Linked DNA regions of Homo sapiens: region 1 is linked to region 2. The links are chromatin loops, found by intact Hi-C in ENCODE. Cell type or tissue: heart right ventricle. All regions are shown on one strand.

Region 1 (8,000 bases), 290 kb before region 2:
CCAGCTAATTTTTTGTATTTTTAGTAGAGACTGGGTTTCACCATGTTGCCCGGATTGGTCTCAAACTCCTGGGCTCAAGCTATCTGCCTGCTTCAGCCTCCCAAAAGAATTCACTTTCAGAGTACATTTTGAGTCACTTGAGTCTCTACAGGTATTCTATAGTGAATCTTCCATAAAATGGATTAAAGTAGTTGCCATGAAATATGAGTCTTTAATGAGCTCTAAGAGCAAGTATTAATTGCACTTTACATTTTATAGAATTCTGTCACAGACATTACCAGTACTGGTCTACATAGTAGTAATCCTGACATCGATATTATTATTATCATTACTTCTGATAATAAAGCATGAAACTACTGCTTTAATATGATTGAGTTGCTGGTCGAAGCTTACAAGTCTGACAAGTGATTAAGACAGAACTCATATTCAGAATTTCTGATCCCAAGTCCCTCACTCTTTTTATAAAATGACTCTCTGCCTCTAACCATTTTTACGGGACTTGAACCAACACAATTATACTGTTGATCTGTTCAATCAATTGAAAAAAATCTAAATGCCTCTGAAACCCATAGATGCCTTCTCGCTTCCTTTCTCTCTCTAACTGAGACTGAGATAAGAGGAACGGGAGAACTGGAGTGTATCTCTTAAAGGCCACTTTCTGCCAGCTTATGAAGGATTTCCTCTCCATGGTCTTTGTTCTCACAGAATTTAAACCCCTTCAGGTGGAAATGGTACTTGAGGGAAAATACTTATCTCTTTCAACACATTTCATTTAATATTTCAAGTTAAGAAAGAATTAAGAAACAAAACAAGAAGTGAAATGACCCAAACACTCAAGATCTGTGAATAAATCCACATTGAAGTGGAAAAGTTATTGCTATATCCAAGGATTAAAAGAGCATGAAATAATGTAGGAGAAAATTGTGGTAGGGCATTAGAAAATCTATTAGGCAGAGAGGAACTGGAGTTTGCTCTTCACATGACAGGGTATAAAGAGGTACATACGGGCGGGTTTAAGAATGAACTAGATGTGGCCAGGCACGGTGGCTCACGCTTGTAATTCCAGTACTTTGGGAAGCTGAGGGGGGTGGATCACGAGGTCAGGAGTTCAAGACCAGCCAGGCCAACATAGTGAAACCCCGTCTCTACTAAAAATACAAAGATTAGCTGGGTGTGGTGGTATGCACCTGTAATCCCAGCTACTCGGGAGGCTGAGACAGGAGAATTGCTTGAATCCGGGAGGCAGAGGTTACAGTGAGCTGAGATTGCACCACTGCACTCCAGCCTGGGTGACAGAGCAAGACTCCATCTCAAAAAAAAAAAAAAAAAAAAAAAAAAGAATCAACTAGATGTAATGGGATTAGATGAAGTTTGAATGCAAGAGCTGTAACTACCATACAAATATAGCTATCCCTACCAATACTATTACGGATGGGTTCTCTGATATGCTATAACAAAGAACATAATTATTATCTGCCACAGATGGGATATTTCTTTGATTCCTATCCACAAACGAAGTAGGTATTTCTTATTTATTTACTTAAGTCAAGAAGATAGATGCTGAAAGACATAATCTCTACAATTCTTCCTTTCTGCATCTCTTAGAGAATTGCCAATTTTTGCTATGCCAACAGTGATACACTTCATCATGATTTTTCTGACAAAATCACCTTTAGCATGTTAAGCTAAAACGTGTTCCCATCTAATTTTTTTCTGGAGGCATGTGAAGTCAATTCTTTTAAGTTCATCTTTTAAGTTGTTCTCCCCAAGATGACAAAATTCTATCCCATGGTAGCAATTAATCAACAAATCAACATGTAGTACCCACAGTATGTCCAGCATTATACATGCTGCTGTGAAGAATATAAAAACATATTGTTCTTTTTTTTTTTAATTTTTTTTTTTTTTTTTTCTGAGATGGAGTCTTGCTCTGTCACCCAGGCTGGAGTGCAGTGATATAATCTCGGCTCACTGCAACTTCCGCCTCCTGGGTTTAAGCAATTTCCTGCCTCAGCCTCCCAAGTAGCTGGGACTACAGGCAGGCACGCACCACAGCACCCGGCTAATTTTTGTATTTTTGGTAGAGACGGGATTTCACTATGATGGCCAGGCTGGTCTTGAACTCCTGACCTCAGGTGATCCGCCCTCCTCGGCCTCCCAAAGTACTGGGATTACAGGCGTGAGCCATTGCGCCTGGCAATTTTGTTTGTTTGCTTAAATTTTATGGAAAATTTCAAACATACACAAAACAAAGTAGCATAATAAACCTTCATAAATCCTTCACTGAGTTTAAACCATGATCAGATTATAGCCAATATTGCTTTACTGCTCACTTCCCTTCCATTTTATTTTGAGACAAATCCCAGTAGTCATATAATTTCACCTATAACTAGTTCAGTGTGTATCTGTAAAGGATAAGGATTTTTTTAATATAAGGATTTAAAAAAAACAAAATAAAATTTAATTCCATAATGTTATCAAATTTCCAGTCACTGTTCAAATTTCCATTAAGACTTGTTATTCTTCTTAACAATAACATTGACAGCGTTCTTTATATACATCAGGCACTGTGCCAAATAATTTATAAACACTATGCAATTTAATCTTCACAATAACGCTATGAAGAAGGTAGCATTATTATCCTATATTTTATAGCTGAAGGAACTAAGGCTCAGAGATGTTAAGAAATTTTCTCTGGTCAATGCCTTCAGAAGGTGAAGAAAATCTGCAGAAACAGAAACCAAGGTCACTTACAGTGGATTGCTGACAGGATAATAGGGTTATATTTAAAGGAAATCTATCTGTTCTGTAGCTGACAACAACAACAACATTCTGTTAGACGTAGGCCTGATAATCCATAATGCACAACTATTAAGATTTTTCTGTATTCTGTAATAAATAAGAATTCTAAAGAAAAGTCATTTCAGGATGCAGTTGAGGAGGTGTCTTGCCAGAAGTATAAAGGGGCCCACAAATGACCAGCTTCATTTTTTCGGTTATGAACCTGTAATATGTGACACAACCAATAGATGGCGGCAACATGGCAGCAATATTAAACGTCTCTGATCCTATCTTGCTCTATCCAGTAACAACCCTGCTTCACTCTGGATTGCTCCAGCATATTTCAGCAGATGTCTCAGTACTCTGAGCACTCTAAAGGTAATTTTGGGAACACAGAAAAAATGAAAGTGTAGGTTAGTGTTTCTCAAAGTATGTCTCACAGGCCCTCCACCCCCCAACACATCATCAGTTGGAAGCCTTGTTAAAATGATGAGTTTTGATGACTTGGTACAAGAAATGATATAAAACATTTTAATCATCATTTATGTTGATTACATGCTGAAAGAATAACATTTTGGATATACTAGGTTAAATAGAATGTATCATTATATTTAATTTCACCTTTTTTTTCACTTTTTAAAGTGTGGCTACCAGAAAATGTAAGATTACATATGTGGCTTATATCTGTGCCTCACATTTATGGCTCCCCTTATATTTCTATTGGACATGTCTGCCCTGTAGAGATGTGACTCAAGCCTGGCCAATCAGAGCAACACATTCCCATGGCCACAGGAATCGGTTTAGGGACTTAGGACAGAATGAGAAAGAATGAAACACACCCTTGTTCCTTTGAGATGTCCATCTGAGTGGATATAGAAACTGAAGCCATTGCAACTGCCTTGCCTCCATGCGTGGTCCTATGATGGAGCAAACTCTAAGGAATTAGAGGTAATCAAGGAGAGAAATGGCATCACAGTGATACGGAGTCCTGGATGATGTTGTGCCTGTCCTTATTTCTGTTTCTGGACTCCCCAGTTATATGAGCTGATACCTTCTCCTTTTTGCTTAATCTAATTTTGGTTAGAATTTCTATTGCCTGTAACAGAAAAATGCCTAAATCAGTACATTGGCATTAGTGAATGAACTTTGTGAACCAATTTCAGTTAAAAAGAAGCCATAATTTAAGGGATTGAAAGCAGAGTGATAAGGAAATATAGGCAGAAAATGTAAACATGATGTTTGGTGGTAAAAGGAAAGATAGGCCGGGCATGGTGGCTCACGCCTGTAATCCCAGCACTTTGGGAGGCCCAGGTGGGCGGATCACAAGGTCAGGAGTTGAAGACCAGCCTGACCAACATGGTGAATCCCCATCTCTACTAAAAATACAAAAATTAGCCAGGTGTGGTAGTGCGTGCCTGTAGTCCCAGCTACTCAGGAGGCTGAGGCAGGAGAATCCCTTGAACCCAGGAGGCGGAGCTTGCGGTGAGCTGAGATTTCACCATTGCACTCCAGCCTGGGCGACAGAGTGAGACTCTGTCTCCAAAAAAAAAAAAGAGATAGCTAAGTCAGGGTCTGCTCAAAGGAGTATTGGTTCAAAGGAAGCAGATTTTCTGTTTGTTGGTTTGGGGAGATCTGTAATATCCTCATTGCCTAGTTTTCCCTGGTTTGGGGTAAAAAAGAAACAAGGAATGTCTTCTCATCACCCTCTCAAAAGTGTAGCATTAAAGTCTAGGCTTTCCTTATCTTAGAAAAGAGACTTCTTGAAGTAACCCAAGCAACAAGTGATACATTCCTGAACTACGTTCATAGAGGTGGAGGGAAGAAAAGAAATTGAAGAGGCAGTAAAGAATGCACAGTTAAAAGGCTAGTGGTTTACTAGATGTAGGGGATAAAAAAGAGAAAGATAAAGATGGCTGGGCACAGTGGCTCATGCCTGTAATCCCAGCACTCTTGGAGGCCAAGGCAGGAGGATGACTTGAGCCCAGGCATTCAAGACCAGTCTGGGCAACATAGGGAGACCACCCCCCGCACCCCACTATACCCATCTCTACAAAATAATTTTTCAAAAAATTAGCTGGGTGTAGTGATGGATGCCTGTGATCTCAGCTACTCAGGAGGCTGAAATGGGAGGATTGACGGAGCCCAGGAGGCCGAGGCTGTAGTGAGCTATGATCATACCACTGCACTCCAGCCTGGGTGACAGAATAAGACCCTGTCTCAAAAGAGAGAGAGAGAGAGAGAAAGAGAAAGACAAAAATGACCTTCAGTTTCCTGACTTAGGATACTTGGTTTCTGGTGATGCCTTTCACCCACAATGGAGTACAGGAGCAGGAGCAGGTATGATGGAGGTGCGGGGTATGTTTTTTTATACATGCCAGTTCATCTCTTTGCTGTCCTAGGGCCACTGGAACTGGCCTGAGGATGCCCCCTTACCTTTTCTTTCATTTTTCTTTATTCAAAGGGCTACTCCAAGAAACCCTCACTCTCTGCAGATCTCCAGACAAGAACTTGACAGCAGTCTTCATGGATATAGAAAAATCCCTCACCCTCGGGGACACTCATCAATCTCTCCTAAATATGCTCAGCTAACTTTCCACCCACAGCCGCACATTTGGCTGCACAGCTAGTATCCAGCCTGGGATCAAGAAGCCAGTCTCCCCTTCTTGTAGGACCTCCGGTCTTTGTGAGTGATTCCCTCAGAGACCCACGACACATTGCATGGGGGTGGGGTGGGGAAGACACTTCCCGGTGGATGAAAGCTCAAGAACTCTCAACTCCTACTCCACCACAAATCACATCCCCTTCCCCAGGCCTCTCCTTATTTAGAGGGCAACTAGTGTAGGGGAGGTAGTAGATGGCAGAGGTAGTAGATGGCTACTTCTGTGTATGGCTTGGGGGAAGAACCTTACCATATTTTTTAGTGGTTTTCTTCAGAATGCTGGGAATAAGAGCTTTTTTGTTTTTTGCTTGGGTTCCAATCACCAGAGTGCTAGAAGGAATGAATGAGGGAAACCTGGTAGAGCTGGGGAAAGAAGATTCCGGGCAGAAGGACCAACAATGCAAAGACCCCAAGGTGGAAAATGTCTCAGCATGTTTAAAGATCAGAAGAAGGCACAAATCTCAAGATCCTTAGCACAACCTATAAGGATCTTGAGGAAATTGCATCTACTTGTCTTTGCCCTTGTCCATCAATGCATTTCCCACTCCGCCTTCTGAGCACCAGTTTTCTATTGCTACACAGCAGGCTGTCCCAAAACACACTGGCTTGCAACAACAATGATTATATCTCATGAGTCTGGGGTTGACTGGACTCAGCTAGGCGGCTCATGTGTGCCATGTGGTTATTCACATAGGTGTGCAGTTATGTGCATAGCTTCATTCATCTGGAAGCTTAGCTGAGGCTGAAATGTCTAAGATGGCCTCATTCATATGTCTGGGGCTTGGTTATTGACAATTCTGTTGTCTTCTTGGTGCTTCTGCCCATGGCCTTTCTCTCCACACAGTCTTTCATTGGTCAATAGTCTGACCCAAGTACTTTACATGGCAACTGGCTTCTACAAAGGTGATAACTAAATTTCCTAGCCTTGGAAATTTCACAAGATCACTTCCATTACATTCTACTAATAAGTCAAGTTACATGACCAGCCCAGAGTCAGTATCCCAAGTCTGGATGGGAAGAACGAGAAAGAATTGTGGCCATCTTTAAACTGCCATATTCTGGCAAAATCAATTTACATTTTTATTTTTTGAACACCATGCTGCTTCATTACTTGTGTCTTTGGACACAGAATTACTTCTGTCTGGACTGGCTTTTTCCTTTCCCTTTCTATTATCTTTATTAGTTACCTTATTAAATTACTTTGCAAGTTTCTTAAACCTCCACAGTGACCAGTCATTGGATATAGGCAATGACCTTGGGCATGGCAGCCCTCTTCAGTCTAGGGCAATTTCTGGAGAGGGCTGGCAGCCCTGGCAGCTGGAGGAATTAGTATGTTAATTTTGAAGGGGTATCTGGGTGGTATAGCACAATGTCCATTGCATCCTACTGCCCTCCCGCATCTTCTGTCTCTGTGTTGATAATCTGTTTTTTGTTTTGTTTTTTGAGACAGGGTCTTATTTTGTCACCCAGGCTGGAGTGCAGTAGTGCAATCATAGCTTGCTGCAGCCTTGAACTCCTAGGCTCATGTGATCCTCCCGCCTCAGCTTCCTGAGCAGCTGGGACCACAGGTATGTGCCACCACACCTGTTGTTTTGTAGAACTAATTGTTGTGTTTTTTGTAGAGACAGGGGCCTCCCTATGTTGCCTAAGCTGAGCCAAATTCATGAGCTCAAGTGATCCACCCACCTCGGCCTCCCAAAGTGCTGGGATTACAGGTTTGAGCCACTGCACTCAGCTGATCATCTGTTCTTCACAAGCCTTATTGGAGGCACTGTTGCTTCTGAACTCCAGCCCTGTGGCTGGAATAATTACCCTTGTTTCCATTCGTCCCCGAGTTTTCAAATATTTACTGTACCTTAACTCACTGCTTTAATTTGTCACATATAGTCTCTAACCCATCCAGTTATCACTTGTTGTGTCTTCTTGAAGCTTACCCTGTTCTCAGTTGACCCATTACTTGTCAACAGCCCCCGGATCTTGAGTTTTGGCTCTCTGTGAATACCAGCTTTTGTTCCCTGGCTCTACTCTTCTAGTGTCTCTCCAGTTTAGGACACTTGTCTAATTTCATGGCCATCCCTGTTTGAGTCAGTGAACCTACATATGAAGAAATATTTTAGTTCACTAATAATCACAAAAATGCAAATAAAACAATTTTGACTTTTTTTCATGTATAAGATTATCAAATATTTAAAAGGCTGACAAAATCTTTGAAAAATGGCACTACTCTGTTTTCTCACACTGTTGGTGTGGTTAAATTGATATGATCTTTCTGGAGAAGAGTTTTTCAACATATTTATCATCATGTAAATTATCTAGCAATTGAATTTCCAGTTATTTATACTAACAAGTTATTTTTGCAGGTGTGAAATGATTTATAAATAAGGATATTCATTGTAATAAAATAGGAAAATTGGGAAGATAAACTAAGTGTCCATCAATTAATAAGTAAATTAGGGAATAAAGATACAATTTTATGGAAACATTAAGATGAGGAATACATTTATATTTATGTACATGAAAATATGTTTATGGTATCACTAAATGAAAAAATCAAGTTACA
Region 2 (8,000 bases):
TGGTTTGACAAGAACCTAAAGGTCTACTTTTAATTTTTAAAATACTGTTACCATGAAAATTTAAAACATGCTGAAAAACGAGTACAGACATTATGTAAACAAATGGGCATGGTCATTTCCCAATAAAACTTTATTTACAAAAATAGGTATTTGGCCCACAGGCTATATAGGTTGCTGACCCTGCTATGTAACAATGCTGTTATCACAACTAAAGTTAACAAAAATTCCCTAATATTATACAATCACTCCATATTCAAATTTTTGCGGTAGTCCCCAAATCTATGTTGCAGTTTTGTTTGTTTGTTTGTTTTTTTAAGGAAGGATCTTGCTCTGTTGCTCAGGCTGGAGTGCAATAGTTCACTGCAAACTTGAACTTCTGGGCTCAGGCAATCCTCCAGTCTCTCAGCCTCCCGAGTAGCTGGGACTATGGGTGCACATCACCACACCTGGCTAATTTTTACATTTTTGTAAAGATAAGGTTTTGCTATGTTGCCCAGGCTAGTCTCAAACTCCTGGACTCAGGCAATCCTCCCGCCTTGGCCTCCCAAAGTGCTAGGATTACAGGCCTGAGCCACCTCGCCCGGCCATGTTTATTTTTTAATCCAGTCCAAATGCACACCCTGCATCTAAGACTCCTTTGGAGAGCCTAATGATTCTATTCTTTTATTTGCCTTTCTAACAGCTAAGCTCCTGGGTGCCTAGGACATCACAGTAACAAAGGAGAGACAACACCATGAAAAATAAAGTCTGGTAACTCTGAACAGCAAGGTATGCATTAATATACAGCATTTAAATCTTAAAATAACCTAGAAGGGGTTAAGAATCATTGTGCCCTGTTGAAACTTAAGCTTGAACATACAGAATGGTAGTATCTATCAACTGTGTATCAATAGATCAGTATCCACTCTATGTACTATCAATATACTATATAAAGTCAACTGTACACCAATTGTAACATCAACTCTATTAATTAAAAAGAAATTCATTTAAAAAAAGTTATATTTATTCAAAGAAGGGATCTAGTACTTACCTAGAAATAGAACAATCAATAGGATGATAATGGTAAGGAAAGCCTTGTTCCAAAAAGTTGCAATTTTACCCCAGACATTAAATGAAAAAATCTTCTGCCATCTGTAAAGCAATACAATTATATTAGGTATAAAAAAACTAAAATAAAGTTTTGAAATACTTTTTAAATACTGAAGTAACATTTTAGTAATTGTGTAGCAAGTGAAAATTACAGAAATTTAATTTTAAAATTTATTAATTCTGACATGACAGAATATCTCATGAATTAAAAAACAACTCTTTCAAATTTAATAATAACCTGATATTTGATTATCCTCTGTCTGGTGGCTTAAATATTCTAAAAGTAAACCATACATGAGCAAAACCTTAAAAAGGAATTCTTGCAGTAGTAAAATATTATATTGTTGATAGAAGCTACTACTCTGTATCTTTTTCATGGTCAGAGAAATGACTTAGAAATAAAGATATATTGTTCTAACAATTGGCAACATTTCAGGAGTGGGGTCTAACTCTGCATACTGATTTTTATATAGTACAATTTTAACGTATACTCCAACTAAAAGTTTCTCTACTTTAACCATGAGGGAATTATAAAAACTACCCAGGTATTATACACATAAATTGAAAAAATCTTAAATATGTAGCTTGATAATTTTCACACACACACTATATATATATATATAAAACCATGTAATTACTACAGATAAAGATGTGAACATAGAGGAAATGAGATGGGGAAATAGTCTAGGTGGATTGAACAGTATAAACAAAGACAGTGGTAAGAAAGCATGGGTTATAAATGGCAAAGTGGCAAAATAATCCATCACGCAATAGGAAAGGTAACAAACTTTGTACAAGGGCAATTTAAATGAGTAACACTTTAGTTGAAAGGAGGCAGAAAAATGTAGTAAGCACTTAAATAGCTTCAAGCACTTACAACTTGAAAAAAACAGTTTCACTTTAAGATTAGGACACATTTAAGATTTAAGATTAGGACAACTTCAAGTAACTACTTGAAATTGGTGGGTTGAGGGAGATTCATACAGATGAATCGGTTCATTTTGTCTCTGCTTCCAAGTCCAAGCATTTTATACAGCCAATATTTAAATTATGCAATATAAAATTTTATATTTTTAAGAGAACATAAGTGGTAATACCTTGATCTAGGTCCAAATGTAAATTTACTTATTTCTTCAAGGTTTGGTGTGGTGTAAAAGGGAATGTAAGAGATCTCTCATAGGGAACAACTAGCAGTTGAGCACCTTATCATAGCTAATACCTATTGTGTTCTCACTATATTATGGTTCTAAGTACTTTTACATGTTTTATCTCATTTAATTACAACAACTACCGTAAGGGGTAGACACTAGTACTACCTCCATTTTACAGATGGGGAAACAGATCAGAGAGGATCAAGAGCATGCCCAAGGTTAGTAACATGCAGTTATAGGTGACCTGATTTCTGAGCATGTGCCTTTAACCACTGGGTTATGTAAGAAAATAATAGAGACTAAATGATGAAATATTTTCTTTAAAGATTATGGTGATACAAATATAAAAGATAAAAAGATGTGGATACACACATAGGACATATTGTAAATGATCTGCGTGCATACATACCGTATTTTCTTTATATCTGTACATGAGAACACATTTATATATCATATGCAAATATACACACATCTATCTAATAGCTACTTGATCAGGATGGGTAAAATTTTTATTTGGCAGGAAGAAAAATATTGATCCATAAGTTACAGATCACTCTGATGGAGTAAAGATCAACTGACAATTTTTCCTTCTTTGCAAACCCTTAAGCCTTATCTATAAATTAGATGTTTATATACAAAATCTTTCTTTCTCTTGAGTATATAGGATTCTATCATTGCAAATATTACCAAAAAGCAAAACAGGGTGTTACTGAGTTTGAAACAAAACCTACAGGATGAGAGGCAGCATGATGGAGTAGAAAGAACACTGGACTAAGAGCCAGATTTTTTTCTAGAATCTGTCACTTACCAGCTAGGTAACCGTAGGCTACTTGCCCTCCTGGGTCTCAGTACGTGATATATAGAACATGGGTGGAATGGATCAAATAAGATCAAAGACCCTACAGTATGATTCAATTTTTTTTCTTTAGTAAGAAACAACTTACTGAGCTTAGCTTAGCTGATAGAGAAGGACAGAAGAGAGCAGAAATCCAGGCAGGTAAGGAGCAAGTTAGGAGTTGTGAAAGACTATCTGGACCCTGAGCTAAGGTGAAACTTTAAGAAGTTTCTCCCAGTCCTGGGATTTTAATACACTTTAGTGGGTTATCTCTAGGATCTCACTTATGAAATACTTTCTTTTATGCCAGGAGTATGAACAAATATCTTGCAATATTTTTATTACATGTGTATTTCCCCATTCATACTATCAAATTTCTGGATCTAAAATTAAACGACTAAAAAGTAGATTACTGCAAGGGTAAAATGAACCACTGCTTGGCTTGAAACACTGTACTTGGTTCTTCAAGACCTTAGAAGTTCCGTCACTAACGAACTAATGCTAATACATGGTTGTGATACTTTTCACATTCAGCACTTTTAATATACATTCATTAATTTTATGTGAAATCAAAAGTAGTAAAATTGTCATTAATGAAACTAACGGTTACAAAGGCGAAAACTAAGAATAATTTATTGGCTTTGGTTTCTAAATTGCTGTTCCAGTGCCTCAGTGAAACACTTTTACACCCATGCTGTACTGTAAACATGATTTATCCACTTATATTTATTTAGTTCATGGCTCCAATTCAGGGCAATAAAACAAAGGTAAAACCTGAGACAAGGCAGGGCAGGTGTTAAAAGTATAATCGTTGCTTTATTATATCTGTAATCAACAGAATCAAAAGTATAGGCGCCTTTTCTTTTAGAAGGGAAGAAAAAGTTATTTCACTTGTACACGTAACAGAGTTTTATATAAAATGTTATTTTAATATTGTCATTATATACTACCTAATTCGTTAGGTGAGTTTATTTTCAAAGACTTTCGAAACTTTTTAATGTTCAGAAAACTTTTTCCATTTTACATTAAGAGCGATCCAATATTTATTAGTTAACGATTTGAAGGTTTCCTACCTCTGAGGAGGAATAAAAGGTAGGCAGAAGATTAAAATGAGTCCTATTTCGGCATAAAGAAAGGTTGCCACTGCAGCCCATTGGAGTGTCATTTTTTTCTTCACACCTAAATGGAAAAACACTTATTTTCTCTTGCTTCCTTTCAAACAAAACCGGGTTCAAGGCCCCGAGGCGCAGCGTTTTTGTCCAGGGGATGGACAGTGTTCCACCTTCCCCCACCTGGGAAGGCAAGCACGGACCCCGGTCAGGAAGGGGAAAAGGGTGGCCCGGGAAGCGGGTGTCGCCACCTCCCTGGGAGTCGTGGGAACTGGCGAGGCGGCTCGCTGGCCACTGCCTTTTCCGCCAGCTTCGCGGCGACAGAAGCCCAACGCCTCCCTCCACCAACGCCCGGCTTCCCGGCCCTCCCGCTCCCAGAAGGCGCCGCGGGCCCTCGACCACCGCGCCGCGGACCGGGCCGGGCCGGGTCGGGCCAGGCCAGCTCCGCGGGGTTCTCCAGACCAGGCAGCGGCGCTCTCCCTCCGCGGCCTACGCCCCACGGGTCCCCGGGTCGCAGAAGCCCTTACCCGCCGGCAGCCCGCCTGGCTCCCTGCGCTGCTCCGCGGCCGCCGACGCGCGGGACGTCAGACGCCGCGGCTGGGCGGGGGAGGGGAGCCAGGGCCCCACCCCGCCTCACGCCCCGCAGGCTCCCGCCCGCGGGTCCGTCCCGGCTGAGGTCACAGGCGGCGCGACCACGTTTATTGGCAACAGTTGTTTTCTAATTGGCGGCAGGTCAGAGAATGAGTTAGACTTTTGACCTGATGCTTGGAGGTCGGAGCGCAACTTCTTCAGGAGGACAGACTTTCCACTGCTAAGTGCGGCCCCGGCGGGAGGGTGCCGGGGTCCAGGTCTAAGGAGCGGCGCCGGGCGGCGGGGCTGGATTGGGTGGTGCAAATTCAGCGAACGCGCTTAAGACGCACTCCTTTCCGGTCACCTACTCTCTCTTCATGGTGGGAACTGTTTGTGTCCAGAATTAAGCTATATTTAATAAAGGGCCAGGATGAGGTGGTCGTGCAGCATTTTGTTCTGGAGAACCTAGGATCAACTGTATGTCACAACATATTCCGTAGGCGTTCCCGTTCCCGTCCATGGGCTGGGAAGAGACAGTAAACTTTACCGTGATGTTTGGGGACTGGTACGAAAGGTGGGTATGGGGATATTCTTTCACTATTTTCCAGCTTTTCAAACTGTGCGTGTACATTTAAGTTGTTGAGTTTTTTCAATATTGACAACGTATCAGGAATTTAATAAAAGTACTATCCTGGTAACAATTATTTGGGGAATAGTAAATAAATGTTGAAAATTGATAATTATAGAATATAAAACATTCAAAAACACATTTAAGTTGGTGCTTTTTCTTAATTTATCACTAATATTCTGGATCACATGTAACAGAAAAAATAGAAAAATAGACTTTGAACATAAATTAACCATAAGGAAGATTTTTTTTTTTTTTTTGAGATGGAGTCTCCCAATGTCGCCCAGGCTGGATTGTGGTGGTGCGATCTCGGCTCACTGTAGCCTCTGCCTCCCAGGTTCAAGTGATTCTCTGGCCCCAGTCTCCAGAGTGGCTGGGATTACAGGCGCCTGCCACCATGCCTAGCTAATTGTTGTATTTTTAGCAGAGACAGGGTTTCACCATGTTGGCCAGGCTGGTCTCGAACTCCTGGACTCAAGTGATCTGCCTGCCTTGGCCTCCCAAACTGTTGGGATTACAGGTGTGAGCCACCGCGCCTAGCCAGGAAGTTACTTTTTTTTTTTTTTTTTTGAGACAGAGTCTTGCTCTGTTGCCCAGGCAGGAGTGCAGTGGCGCAATCTCAGCTCACTGCAAGCTCCACCTCCCAGGTTCACACCATTCTCCTGCCTCAGCCTCCTGAGTAGCTGGGACTATAGGCGCCCGCCACCACGCCCAGCTAATTTTTGTATTTTTAGTAGAGACGGGGTTTCACCGTGTTATCCAGGATGGTCTTGATCTCCTGACCTCGTGATCTGCCCGTCTTGGCCTCCCAAAGTGCTGGGATCACAGGCGTGAGCCACCGCGCCCGGCCAGGAAGTTACTTTTAATCAAAAGTGTTAGAACTTCTTGCCCATCCACGCTGGTTCCTTCCAAACACCGAGCACATTACTCTAGTGATGATGCTGTGCTCACAACACTAGGGTAATTCAATTCAGAGTTCTGACCATACCTCCCTATTTTGTACAGTATTCATAGAAAATGAAACAGCGAGTTATCTTTAAAAAAAAAAATGCATTAACTGAAAAGTGAAAACAGAATGTACTGAGAAAAAAGATGGCACCACAGTGCTTATGTTAAAATGGATTCATTCAATATTCCCAAACGTGAATTAAACAGTTTTACATAATTGTTTCCTTATAACAGTTTTCATGTTGGCAAAACAAAATAATACTTTAATTATGAACGGTTTTATTTCAGTCTGAGATACTTAATTCTTGCAGTGCATGCCCACCGATAACAAAATCTATTAATAACACTCCAAAACCATGGGACTTTAAAGTTACAATCAACGGCTGAGAGGCACAAAAGTAATTAGGTTTTAAAGTTAAAAACAAAACCTGGTTACTATTCTCTAGGAAATATTTCAAATATATAATCATCTCCAGGTTGGACACCAAATTTCCTATACTTAAGATATGGTAGATTGCAATTAATTTTATCTTTTTAGGTAGGAGATTATTAAGCTTTCAATCTTTGGAGGACCTAGAAGTTTTGAAATGTACCAAATTTAATGTCATTAACCAAATGGAATTTTTAATATAAGTTCTGAGTGCAATTCTATTCAGAATTTCCTGTTCTTTTTCATTTTGGATGGATGTTGGTATTTGTTCCACCACTTTTTTGCACCTGCATACTTCTTGTTAATTTATAGATACTATAAGCCATAATTTCTTAGTATTAAATTTTATTTTAAAATGTTAAAAACATGATTAGGAAAAAATTCCCACTCTACCCATCCCCCCAATATCTATAGAACAGGATTCAGAGCAGTATTTGTCAATGTTTGCCTAGGATGATCAGGATGTTTGAACCACTGGGAGTTTTCTTTAAACTGTGTATTTCTGGGTCTACTCCAGATCTACCTAATCAGAATCTCTGAGGGTGGTGTCTACAACTGATTTTTAAAAAACGCTCCCAGGAATTGTTTTTATACTAAAATTTGAGAGCTACTGGTTTAAGGTACAAAATATGACCTTCTGTGGTTTCACTGTGGGTCTAAAAGTATATATTAAAATTATTTGGGAAGTCTAGTCAAATGCCATAATGGTCTGTAAGGTAATCTATGATTGCTGATGTGCTTGACAGAGCATTAAATACCCTTTTTTCCTGCCTTGAAGTTATCTTTTCCATCATGTACATTAAATGTTGATGGAAACACATGTAAGGAGTCCCGAGTTCAAGAGCAATGTCAACCCAGTCCCAGATGCATTTCAGTGGGGTTTCCTCATATCCAGCAAACATGGCCGGGTTTGCTAAGAGTCCTCTTGCAACCATCACACCTACAAATTAAAGCACACCATATTTGTCCATACATTAAGAACCCCTGGTTATTAGTTCAAGCTCAATGAAGCAAACAGTATATTTTTAAAAAGTATTATCACAAGGTTTTGTAATGTCTTTATTGCATTAATATGTTTAATCCGATTACAAAAGAATTAATTTTGGTACCTTTTGTAAACCAGGAAAGTTTAAATGTACGTACAGAAATCTTTATTTTTTAAAGATTTCTACATTAAACCATTAGTCTTTAGTTTTTCTTTAGGGTAAATCTGGATTGTCATAAATTGGGCTGCTTAAAG

What was found. Hi-C counts contacts between places; a loop is a spot of excess contacts. Peaks named below come from ENCODE experiments on the same cell type or tissue, not always from the same donor. Only the 100,000 strongest peaks of a DNase experiment are listed, where the experiment ranks them.
Region 1: a loop joins it to region 2, with 3.0 times the contacts of the local background. A loop is called at or near these places in 9 of 110 quality-filtered maps.

The regions. Positions count from the first base shown.
Region 1 is chr7:107,869,850-107,877,849 of GRCh38, reverse strand. LOC105375444 (a long non-coding RNA gene) reads left to right here and starts at 6,969. Exons shown (of 3, transcript XR_927850.3): 1 at 6,969-7,008. It overlaps LOC105375445 (a long non-coding RNA gene), which reads left to right and starts at 3,615. Exons shown (of 3, transcript XR_927851.2): 1 at 3,615-3,729; 2 at 5,243-5,464; 3 at 6,891-6,926. In heart right ventricle, CTCF peaks have their summits at 2,809 and 3,018 (motif pointing right); no DNase peak of the experiment used is centred here; H3K27ac peaks cover 402 bases.
Region 2 is chr7:107,577,013-107,585,012 of GRCh38, reverse strand. DUS4L-BCAP29 (DUS4L-BCAP29 readthrough) reads right to left here. Exons shown (of 13, transcript NR_163941.2): 7 at 4,149-4,254; 8 at 1,031-1,131. DUS4L (dihydrouridine synthase 4 like) reads right to left here. Exons shown (of 8, transcript NM_181581.3): 8 at 6,490-7,700. The coding sequence ends at 7,453. It overlaps BCAP29 (B cell receptor associated protein 29), which reads right to left and starts at 4,767. Exons shown (of 8, transcript NM_018844.4): 1 at 4,712-4,767; 2 at 4,149-4,254; 3 at 1,031-1,131. The coding sequence starts at 4,240. RefSeq lists an enhancer at 4,260-4,329 and a silencer at 4,420-4,909. In heart right ventricle, a CTCF peak has its summit at 4,441; DNase peaks (open chromatin) are centred at 4,502 and 4,722; H3K4me3 peaks cover 4,626 bases; H3K27ac peaks cover 5,214 bases.